2 separate regions of the Homo sapiens genome follow, and region 2 is linked to region 1. A link is a contact called in ENCODE Hi-C or POLR2A ChIA-PET data. All regions are on one chromosome and are shown on one strand. Each heading gives the region's core, a stretch centred on a gene start or an enhancer-like site at or near the end of the contact. The rest is flanking DNA. Distances are from core to core; before and after follow the strand shown.

Region 1 (5,264 bases), core at 2,755-5,254:
ACCGTCGTCAATATAGCCCGCTGTTGGTCTGCAGGGATTCCCTCTTCTTGTCGGGCCCCTACGGGGCCGACGAGGTCCCGTTTCGATCTCGGATGGAGGCGGATGAACACGAAAAGTGGTTTAGGGAGCCGCCGCCTCCATCTTTGAAATCCTCTTGAGGGCGGAGTAGAGGGGGTGGACAGACTCCGAGGATTGGGCGGGGCCCGAAAAAGGGGAGCTCCAGGGGCTTCTAGGGGGTCTGTACTGCCCGCTGGGACCAGTCATAGGCCGGGACGAAGGCCATTTCCAAGCGGATGGAGGTGGATTGTAATGGCGGCCCCGGACGACTCGAAGGCTCTGTATCGGTAGGCAGAATCCTCCAGCTCGTTCTAGAGGCTGCTCCACTCCAGCACGAAATGGCGCCGCCGAGCCCCGCGCCAGCCCTTTATATATAGGCGGGGAGGAGGAGCTTCGCCGCTCATGCGCGCCACCCTGCTTGAGCTTTTCCCCACCCCCTCCGCGCGCGCGCGCTCGCTCACGCGGGTGAAGAAGCTGAGTCGAAGGGGAAGGAACACCTCTCCGCGGGAGCTTTTTCTATTGGCCAGCCGCAACGATGACGTCATAAACTTCATTTCCAAGGTGTCAGTCACCAGGCAGAAGAGTGCCGCAGAGACCCACAGGGAAGTGGCAACCCGCCACATCTCCAAGCCAATTGGCTGAGCTGTGGTCCGCCGACTCCAGGGAAAGAGGGTGGTTGGAAGAGGTGCGGAAGCCATCGCCCCAGAGCCTCCAGCACTCTCTCCCCGCCTCCCCTTCCAACAAAGTCTTCCCAAGCTTCCATGCACAGCCCAACTGGAGACTGCCAAGCTCGAGCAGGTCGTGCCATTCGTAGCTCCTCCATTGGCCAAAGCAGGGAAACGGGAGGGGTCGCGTGGGCGTAGCCTGCCTGAACCCGCCAGGGGTGTGGCCGCAAGACGCCTGGCGGGTGGTGGTTCTCGGCGGTAAGGCAGCAGCAGCGAAGAATCTGAAACGAGGAAAAAGACGCCATCTTAGAAGCCGCGGCCTGCTCCTCTATGGCGAACAGCTACGGGCTTCAGAACGGCGATGAGGGGATCTAACGTTCCCATGCCCCACAGTCTAAAACAGTGTTGCCAGAGTCTTATAATACTCCACTCCCTCCCTCAAGCCAAACGATGGAAAGACGAGCAAAACATTATTTACTACTGTTTAGTCCCAAAGACCACAAAAGCTAAAATACGTCTCCCAAATTTGCACGTCCAAGCACCTTTCTAATCCCTCCCCACTCACACCTACAGTTACCAATACATTTCTGCTCGTTCGAAAAATCCTCGGCAACCCTAAAAGTGGGATTAAAATCTCCAAACGCATCCATCTACCCTATACAATGCAACACACCTCACCTCTTCCTCAAACTCCATTCCGGCGTCCGGCTCAGAGCAGAAAAAGCAAGTCCTGGGAGGGATGACTTAAGGGAAAAACCCTCCCCCTCCAGGCGAGCTCGGACCTTTCCCCCCACACGCCACATCACCCCCAAAGGCACACCCGTATCCGCCTCTCAGGGGCCCTCCGCCACGGGGGCGAAAGAACCCCCCCGCCCCCCCACCAGGGTCCGGAGTCCTCCCCACGGAGCGGCTGGTCCATCGGTCAGCGCCAGGGAGGAGGGCGAGCGGAGGAGGCGGCGGCTGCGGCTCAGACTAGCCCTCCCCCTCCTCCCCTCCTCCCCTCCCCCCGGCCGTCCGCCTCCGAGGAGGGGCAGGAGCCATTTTGGGAGCTCAGTTTCGCCCCCTCCCCCCAACTTACTCTTAAGTCTTCCTCCTAACTTGGTTATCTAAATAAGGGTGCAGACTCTGTGAATCAACCAGAGCCCAGAGTCAGGATCTCCAGAGCATCTCTGGGGCCGTCCCCGCCCCCTTACAAGAGAGTGAAAGGATCTCCCCCACCCGAGAAAACCTGGGCTTTGGTGGGGCGTCCCCTCCCCCGTTTCCCCTTTCTTCGCTACCAGGGAGAAAACAAACTTGTGTACGTATCTGGGAAAAATAATCAACGTAGGTGAACAAATATACGGTAAGATTCCCCCTCGCCCCGGAAGGGCTCGTAAGGGCCTAGGTCCTTGAGCTGCAACCACGCCACCCTCCCTCCTCTGCAGTAGCCCTTCAACTCCAACCTCGGTTACTGCGTCTAAAATGGCCGCCAATCTCCTGTCTTCTGACCCCCCGAGTAGGGCAAACCCCGGGAGGGCGGGGGAAAATGAGCGTCAGGAGAGCAGAGTCCCCTTCCCCCAGCCAGGGATCAGGCCCTGGCCCCCAAAAGTACAAGCGGCCCCGTTTGGGTGGCTGCAGCATGGAGGGCAATGACACAGCAACTTTGCAGAGGCCTTTTCCCCTCCCCCTAGCGGCCCAACCTCCCAAATCTGCTTTTCTCCACCGGGGCTCTGCAGGCCAGGACAGAGGCCCATCAGGGGGCCGGCCATGGAATAAAAACTTAGGAGGCTGAGAAAATACTAGGCCTTAGGAAAAGGGCAGCCAGACATTGCTCTCGTTTATTCCCTGCATTCCGGAAAATCACTGCCTCCCGATCCTCTATCCTCCCTTCCCCCACATGAGTCACCAGGGAGGCTACTGCTACTCAGTAATTTGGGAAAGTAACTCTTTCCTCCTTTCCGTTCCCTCCCCCGCAGTACACAAGGAGAGAACTGTTCAGGACTGGGGGAGGGGATGAGGGAGGCGATGGAAGAGGCCACCCTGGAGAAACCCGAAACCTTGGGAGCTGTGAAATCATTCCAGGTCCCGAGCCTCCCTCGCATCTCAGACCATGCTGTCTAGACCCCCTACTGCCAGCACCCACCTTGGGCCTGGTTTCTGTTCCTAAGCAGACCTCAAGCTTTCAGCTTGTAAGCACCCCAGCCTGGAGTAGACACGTGCTCAGTAAAGACCCTACAGGGGCAAAAGGCCCCACAGGCCGTGTCCACGTGAATGCACACAAATTCGGTAAGCGACTCGAAGCGTAACCTCCAGCCTGCGGTGTGACGACTGGAGCTCCCCTACCGCGGACACAAAGGGCGCACAGCAATGCTCCCTCCAGAGGCTCTGGGGAGAAAGGAAGTTGGCGCCTGGGAACAACCTCAGTTCACAACATGGGTGGCCAACTCCTAAAGCATTCACATCCACGGGTAGGGGCCACAGCCACCACTCCTCAGCCCACCGCCAGGTCACCCCTCCCTCGGCCGCCGATGGATCCCTTCTCACCTGGCTCCCGGCTGCTGTACCCCCAGGGGACGAATGGAATAGGGGGGGCCACACCGCCCCCTAACCCCTTTGCCCTCCAATGGGTACGGAGGCATGAGGCTGGCCATTCCCCTCCCCCCCCATGGCCCTCTCCCGCTCGCCCCCCCTCCACGCTCCCATTGGCTGTAAAAGGTTTGAAGGACAAATCTTCCCACTCTCAGGATTCTTTCCTGAACCCCAAGAATCCCCCTCCCGGACTCCCCACCATTGGTTAAGCACTTGACTGACATCTCCGCCCCACAAGGGCCCCTTCTCACCTGGATCCTAAAGCCTTCCAGGGGGCCTCCAAAGTTGCCCTCGGCTTGGTACGGGGTATGTAATCCGGGGTGTCAACCCCCCCCCAGAAAACGAAGCCGTGCTGGGGGAGGGGGCGTAGCCCCCAGCCCCTCCCTTCCCGAACGGGCTGGGGGGGTGGGGAGAGCATCGGGGCCGCGCGGCCACGTCAGCAGCACCCAGATTGGCTGACCGGGGTCACGTGCCCGCTTCCCCCCCACCCCCCGCCTTTCCCCCAGCCACGAGGACCAGCTTTCCGAACGTTCCTGGGGGTCGCGCCAAGGGGCCAAGGGGGCCGCATGGCCCAGGCCTATGTCCCGAAACCCAGAGCGCTATAACGCTGCTGCTTGTCCATATCCCCAGCTTCCTATCCCGCAGTCCTGGACTCTGTCCCCCCCACTCGCCTCTCCATACGAGTTCAGCATGGCTGCCGCAGACCAGGAACACACACAGCGCAGGCGCAAGGGTGCGCCCTGACTGGGGGAGGGGGAAGGAGGGCCAGAGGCTGCGGGGAGAGCCGTAGTGCGCAGGCGTCCGGACCGGAACCGCATCTCCGGCGGCGGGGCTTGGAGCGCGCGCTTTTCGTGGGGCGGGAGCCCGCGCCCGGGTGCTGACCTCCTGCCTCAGCGCCCCCTCCCCCACTACCCGCGGCCTAGCGGGGTAGCCTCGGGTGGCCAGGCTTGTTTCCTCCTCGGTGGGTGTAAGGTGCGGCTTCGCTGGTCCTGGCCTGAATCCAGCGGAAGCGCACGCTGCTGAGCTGTCAGCGGAGGAAAATGGGGCCTGGACCTGGAGATATGAGGGTCTGGAGAGAGGGGCCCCTTCCCTGGTGTCGTGTGGTGCGACCACTGGAGAGGGAGTTTCTCGCCCTCGTCGCGCCTGCCGCGCGGAGAGATAAGGTGCGGACCGCAGATGTGGACTTCGTATTTGGCTTTAGTCTTAGGCAGCCTTAAAATCTCTCCGTGCCGTGAACCTACGCTAGACTTTTCTTTAGTGAGACCTGTGAGTCCCTGGACCGCTCTACCTTCTACGATATTTACCAGCTGATAACTTTTCCTTCTCTATTTATTTCGTAGTGGACCGTTTAAACCTCTTATACTCTTAAAGTTATGATCTCTCCTCTCCCAAGCTTGAGTGAATTCCCCCCAAAATTTTGGAACTGGTAACATAAAATGTTATGGTGATTCAGTTGCCAGCTAAAAAGTAAGCCTTTAATTTGTCATTAGCCGATAACCTCTCCCTTGATTACCCAGAGTATGGTCCAGATTTTCACGCTGCAGACCCTAATCTCTCCTCACCGACAGATGGCACTTCACAGAACAGAAAGGCCAATTTGCAGAACTGGCTTCCCATTTCCCACCTGCAAACTGGGTCAATTGTGTATTCCTTTCTCATTTCACTAGAGGTCCTCCCTTCGGTTTGAGGAAATCCTTTACTATTGACCTGGTCAACCTTCTCTGTTACCCGGAAGCTGTCTTCCCTTCTCCCCCTTTTGACCTTTTTAAACTTTTCTCTTGGTTTCCCCGCTGACAGAAAGATAACAACCCTCTCAATATCGTGCCCTCTTAGAGACTCATGTCTCTCGGCTTCCTTGCACAGCCAAGACCTGAAATTGAAATTATCCTTACTATCTCAATTCTTTGTCACATTCTCTTTCCCCATCCCCACTCTTCAAGCTACCTCTGTCAGGCTGCTACCACCAAAACTTTT
Region 2 (5,395 bases), core at 2,636-5,135, 300 kb before region 1:
AGGCAGACCAAGGTCAGATCTAGATGGACCCCTTTCTGAGGCTGACCCCACCCCCAGCCCCCTTCCTTGTCCTCACCTCATCCTCAGTGAGTTCTCCCGCCCTCTTGGTGAGGTCAATGTCTGCTTTCCTCAACACCACATGAGCATATCTTCGGCCCACACCCTGAATGAAGTGAGGGGTTTCGGAATTAGTGTTGAATCTGATTTTTAAATTCCTTTATAGCCTCATTCAAAAAGCTCACAAAGGTAGGATCTGCAATAATCTATTTTGCAATCCCCTAGGTCACCCTTTCCTCACCCACCTTTCCAGATATAAACCGTTCGACAGAAGGTTAACTTTGGGCCGGTCGCAGTGGCTCACGCCTGTAATCCCAGCACTTTGGGAGGCCCAAGTGGGCAGATGACATTGAGGGCAGGAGTTCAAAACCAGCCTGGCCAACATGGTGAAACCCTGTCTCTACTAAAAATACAAGAAAAGTTGCTGAGCATGGTGGCAGGTGCCTGTAATCCCAGCTACTTGGGAGGCTGCAGCAGAATAGCTTGAACCTAGGAGGTGGAGGTTGCAGCAAGCCAAGATCACGCAACCACACTCTAACCTGGGCGACAGTGAGACCCCGTCTCAAAAAAAGAAAAAAGTAACTTTGTTCAGGGGTATGACTGAATCATGAACACAGAATTTAGTATTACAGACAACCCTTTGAAAGCAGGCAGTATCTTTTTTTTCCCCCATTGCTCAGCATATGTAGTTGTCACTAAGTGCCTTCTGATTCTTGCATTTAGGAGAACAAGGGGCCTGCCACTCCAAGCTGATGCAGTAAACCAGGGTCTTATGAGTTACAGGCTTTGATTAAGGTATTGGGCTGTCAGTTCCTCAGAATCTCTAAGGGTCACAATTATTTAGGCAAATCACTGTATCCCCATAATCAAAGTATTCCAAGATCACAAACTCAATTTTGTCAGTGCCCAGAACTGACTGCCCAAGTTATTATAAAAAGAAACTAATGCTTACATTGGTAGCATCACATCAACACCAGCACTAGCACCCATGCCATCTGAACTCATGAACCAAAGTGATTTGGAGAGTGAAGGAGGAACTGAATACTGAGCCCTGCCCCTCATTTTGTCCAACTAGAACATCAGAATGTGGCCCTATTTGGAAATAAGGTCGTTACGGAAATAATTAGGTAAAATGACGTTATATTTGATTAGGGTGGGCTCTAGATCCAATGACAAATCATGAGAGAGACACGAAGAGGACCATGAGATGACAGCAACAGATTGGAGTAATGCAGCTACAAGCCAAGGAACACTAAGGATTACTGACAACCACCAGAAGACAGGAAGAGGCAAGGTAGGATTCTTAAGTGCCTCCAGCGCCAAGAGTAATTTTCTGCTTAGTTTATATGAACTTGTTACAGTAGGCTCCAGGAAACTAAAACAAATGGCAGTTCCTATCTGCAAGAAAGAGATCAAGGGTTGGCTTCACCGTGGCTCATGCCTATATGCCTGTAATCCCAGCACTTTAGGAGGCTGAGGCTGGAGGATCACTGAGCCCAGGAGTTCAAGACCAGCCTGGACAACACAGCAAGATCCAGATTAGCCAGATGTGGTGGTGCACACCTGTAGCCCCAACTACTTGGAAAGTTGAGGTAGGAGGATTGACTTGAGCCCTGGAGGTCGAGGCTGCAGTGAAGAGTGATTCCGCCACTCCAGCCTGGGCGACAGTCTCAAAAAATAAATGTGGCTGGGTGCAGTGGCTCACGCCTATAATCCCAGCACTTTGGGAGGCTGAGGTGGGTGGATCACCTGAGGTCAGAAGTTTAAGACCAGTTTGACCAACATGGTGAAACCCCATCTCTTCTAAAAATACAAAAATTAGCTGGGCGTGTGCCTGTAATCTCAGCTACTTGGGAGGCTGAGGTTGCAGTGAGATAAGATTGCACCATTGCACTCCGGCCTGGGTGACGGGGTGAGACTCTGTCTCGGGATAAATAAATAAACATGACCAAGGGTCAAATTATTAGGTTGATTCAGAAGAGAGCAGGGTCTTTCAAATTTATTAATTAAATGACGAGGTTTCACCATGTTGACCAGGCTGGTCTCGAACTCCTGACCTCAGGGGATCCGCCCACTTCAGCCTCCGAGTGAGCCACTGCACTAAGCCTCAAATTTAATTATATGTTTACAAGTGAAAAGATTTACTTCAAAATGGGTGTGGGAAGAGATATAGATGAAATAAGATTTCTAATTTTTAGTTAGATACATCCATGAAGGTTATTCTCTATTACACTTATGAATGCTGCACCTCTACTTAAGCCTCACAGCCGGTCTCTGAAATAAGTACAGTATTTCACACTGCCTTATTAGTTTCACAGAGCACCCAACAGAAGGAATTTCCCTCTACAAATTCCTCAACAGAGCCAACAGTATCCCTACTACTATCCATTCCCTAACGTCGCCTAAGTACCTACCATGCAACAGAAGCCAAGAAGACAGGCCTAGCCCTGCACGCATGGACACATACTGGTAGGCTATTTCCACAACTAACTACACATTCTGACTTAAGGGAAAAAAAAAGAACGTTATGTATCTAGAAAGCCAAGAATTCATTAGGTTTGTGGAGAGAAATACTCAAGTGAAATAATATTCTTGCATTCATTGATTCGATTCTTAAAAGCCAAAGAAAGATGGATGTACTCCTTCACACTTCGACAGGAAAGGAGTGTCAATTATGGCTCATCTGAGTAAATGTCCCACTCAGACTTCTTCCACCCTCCATCTACAGGCTTCTTCACACTTTTTATCTGTTGGTATTTCTACTTATCCCTCAAGATGCCCAATAATCCTCCAATTCTCAGGGAATATAAATTTCGCAGGAAGGGTTGCTGTTATGATGGTGGGATGGGTAAAGAAACCGAATCTAGAAGAAATCTCACAAGCTCGTGGTTCAGGAAAATCTTAGCGAATTCGGGTGAGCAACCATACCTCCTCCCCACTTCCCCAGGTGAAATGTTTTGGCTTGACCTTAGACCACTATCTTGGCTTTAATCACTTATTTTCTGTGGTAAATGCTAAAGGGGTCAGTCTCTCCCTAAACCACTTTCTTTTCTTAATCCAGCAGTCAAGGTGATCTGGATGAGACTCAAGTCTCCCCAGCCTTGCTTCATTTTTGCTTATGTCTTCACAACCCAATTCTCATTTACATTCCCTATTCCTTACCCTACTTCACTTACCTTAATGGCAGTGATGGCAAAGGCTATTTTCCGCCGCCCATCGATGTTGGTGTTGAGTACTCGCAAAATATGCTGGAACTTTTCAGGGATCACTAGAGACTAGTTGAAAAAGTACGGGGGAAGAAATCAGACACAGTAAACTATCAAACAGTAAGGCCGATAAGGCAAACGAACTTCATACAAAAAGGTTAAGCCTGTCACACAAGTGGCAAGACACCCGCCCCCCATTCCTTAGGTTTTCACACCACAGAGCAAACTCCTCAGTCCTGCAGAGTAGGCACATGAAGCGTTCAAGCTTGGGAAAATGCAACCTCTGGAGAGAGGAAGCAGGTCTCCTGCCCATTCCCAAAAGTGCGTGGCAAAAGCCAGAGTTCCCCATATACGCCCAAGCCTTAGACAGCTTTCGTGCGCCCGAGCAGTGACCCTTCCTCGGGCCCGCTCTCCGGAATTGGAAATCTTTGGTGTCCCTTTCCAGGGACGCGATCCAAGGCTCCATACAGAAAGTCGCAGGCCCTCAGGGCAGGACGTTTCCAGAACCCTGACAGCCGGCTTTCCTTGCCCGAGCTGCGATGCCGCTGGATCACGGCACGGATTCCAGTCTTACCATGGCTGCAGCACAAGCGGCGGCGTGTAGGCCTCCTGTGGAAGAGAGAGCGGAAGTGACGCGATATCATTATATAGCTTCCAGGAGGAAGAGGCGGTGCGATCTAGGAGAAGTGCTTCCGGAAACTGTTTCAGCGCGACCTGGCTGGATTTATGAGAGTATGGCTTGGGTACCACAACTTCCGGTGCGCCTTTCTTTACAGTTCGTAAGGTTCATAGGTAAGAGAACAGCGAAGGTTCCGGGGCTAGTTTGTGTTTCAGACTTCCATATTTCCATTTGCAGTTGGGTGAAGTGGTTAGAGCTGAAAGGGGACAGCTGGAGTCAAACAACTTAACTCAAATATCTGGGAACGATTTCGCGCTGAGGAAGACCCTTTGGGACTTGTAGCTCCACTCCGGGGAACGGACTCGCCGGGACTGACAGTTGCCGGAAGTGAGGCTGCGGGGAATGGCCGCCGCTGCGACCATGGCGGCTGCGGCCCGGGAACTGGTGTTGCGGGCTGGGACCTCAGATATGGAGGAGGAAGAGGGCCCGCTGGTGAGAGCGCGGAGCTGTTTCTCCTCCGTAGTTCCGGTGCTCCTAGCTTCAGAAAGACCTGAGCTGGGTTTAGGCACAAGGGTGGGAACTTGGCTGCTACCCGTGATATTACCTGTTTGGCTCCCCGTACCCTTCCCTGTGATCAGACCCGACCCTGAGCGGGACCCTAGTGGCTGAAACTCATGTTCTGGGGCACAAAATTTCAACTTCACTCCACATTTTGGGGTAGAGTCACGAAGTAGTATAGTGTAAAGGTTAAGAACATGGCCTCTGAAGCCAGACTGCCTGAGTTCTATCTCTGCCACTTACACGCTGTGTGCCCTTGGGCAAGTTAACCAGCTTCTCTGTGCCATCATTTCTCACACCTTTAAGGTGAGGAAGATAGAACCTATTGTATACATCGTCGTTAGGATTAGATGAATATGTGTAAGATTGCACCTGGCATGCAGGTAAACACTATGTGTTTTGACATTTCTAGAAAGCCTGGGGTTCCCCAGAGGTGTGATAGAACACCCAAGATGGCAGGAGTCTGAGGGTCTTAAATTTAAGTGCAAGTTCTGCTCTATCCTCTGCAATTCCTAGCTTTCCTCATTCGGTCATCTCCACTGCACTTTTTTTTTTTTTTTTTTTTTTTTGAGACGGAGTCTTGCTCTGTCGCCCAGGCTGGAGTGCAGTGGCGCGATCTTGGCTCACTGCAAGCTCCACCTTCCGGGTTCACGCCATTCTCCTGCCTCAACCTCCCAAGTAGCTGGGACTACAGGCGCCCGCCACCGCGCCCGGCTAATTTTTTGTATTTTTTAGTAGAGACGGGGTTTCACTGTGTTAGCCAGGATGGTCTCGATCTCCTGACCTCGTGATCTTCCCACCTCGGCCTCCCAAAGTGCTGGGATTACAGGCGTGAGCCACTGCGTCCGGCCTCCACTGCACTGTCTTGTCTTTTACCTTTTTTTGTTTTCTTTAGACGGGTTTCCCTGTGTTACCCAGGTTGACCTTGAACTCCTGATCTCCTCAAACAATCTTC

What was found. A loop is a pair of places that touch in the nucleus more often than their neighbours do. ChIA-PET counts read pairs that join two places held with the same protein, here RNA polymerase II (POLR2A). Pooled maps may share reads with other maps.
Region 2: a loop to region 1 is called in a map of naive thymus-derived CD4-positive, alpha-beta T cell, with 3 times the contacts of the local background. The contact joins the promoter of RPS18 here to the promoter of BRD2 in region 1. A Hi-C loop is called at or near these places in 1 of 168 maps with a recorded cell type or tissue (naive thymus-derived CD4-positive, alpha-beta T cell) and 11 of 50 pooled maps. POLR2A ChIA-PET finds 5 or more read pairs at or near these places in 41 of 52 experiments (A549, A673, AG04449 and 32 more).

What each region holds. Positions count from the first base shown.
Region 1 is chr6:32,967,334-32,972,597 of GRCh38, reverse strand. It overlaps BRD2 (bromodomain containing 2), which reads right to left and starts at 4,004. Exons shown (of 13, transcript NM_005104.4): 1 at 3,542-4,004; 2 at 1-1,003. It overlaps LOC124901302 (a long non-coding RNA gene), which reads left to right and starts at 4,077. Exons shown (of 3, transcript NR_190904.1): 1 at 4,077-4,453. RefSeq lists enhancers at 1-421, 2,233-2,771, 1,890-3,089, 4,388-4,927.
Region 2 is chr6:33,270,565-33,275,959 of GRCh38, reverse strand. It overlaps RPS18 (ribosomal protein S18), which reads right to left and starts at 3,885. Exons shown (of 6, transcript NM_022551.3): 1 at 3,838-3,885; 2 at 3,234-3,332; 3 at 77-163. The coding sequence starts at 3,840. VPS52 (VPS52 subunit of GARP complex) reads left to right here and starts at 4,084. Exons shown (of 20, transcript NM_022553.6): 1 at 4,084-4,374. The coding sequence starts at 4,285.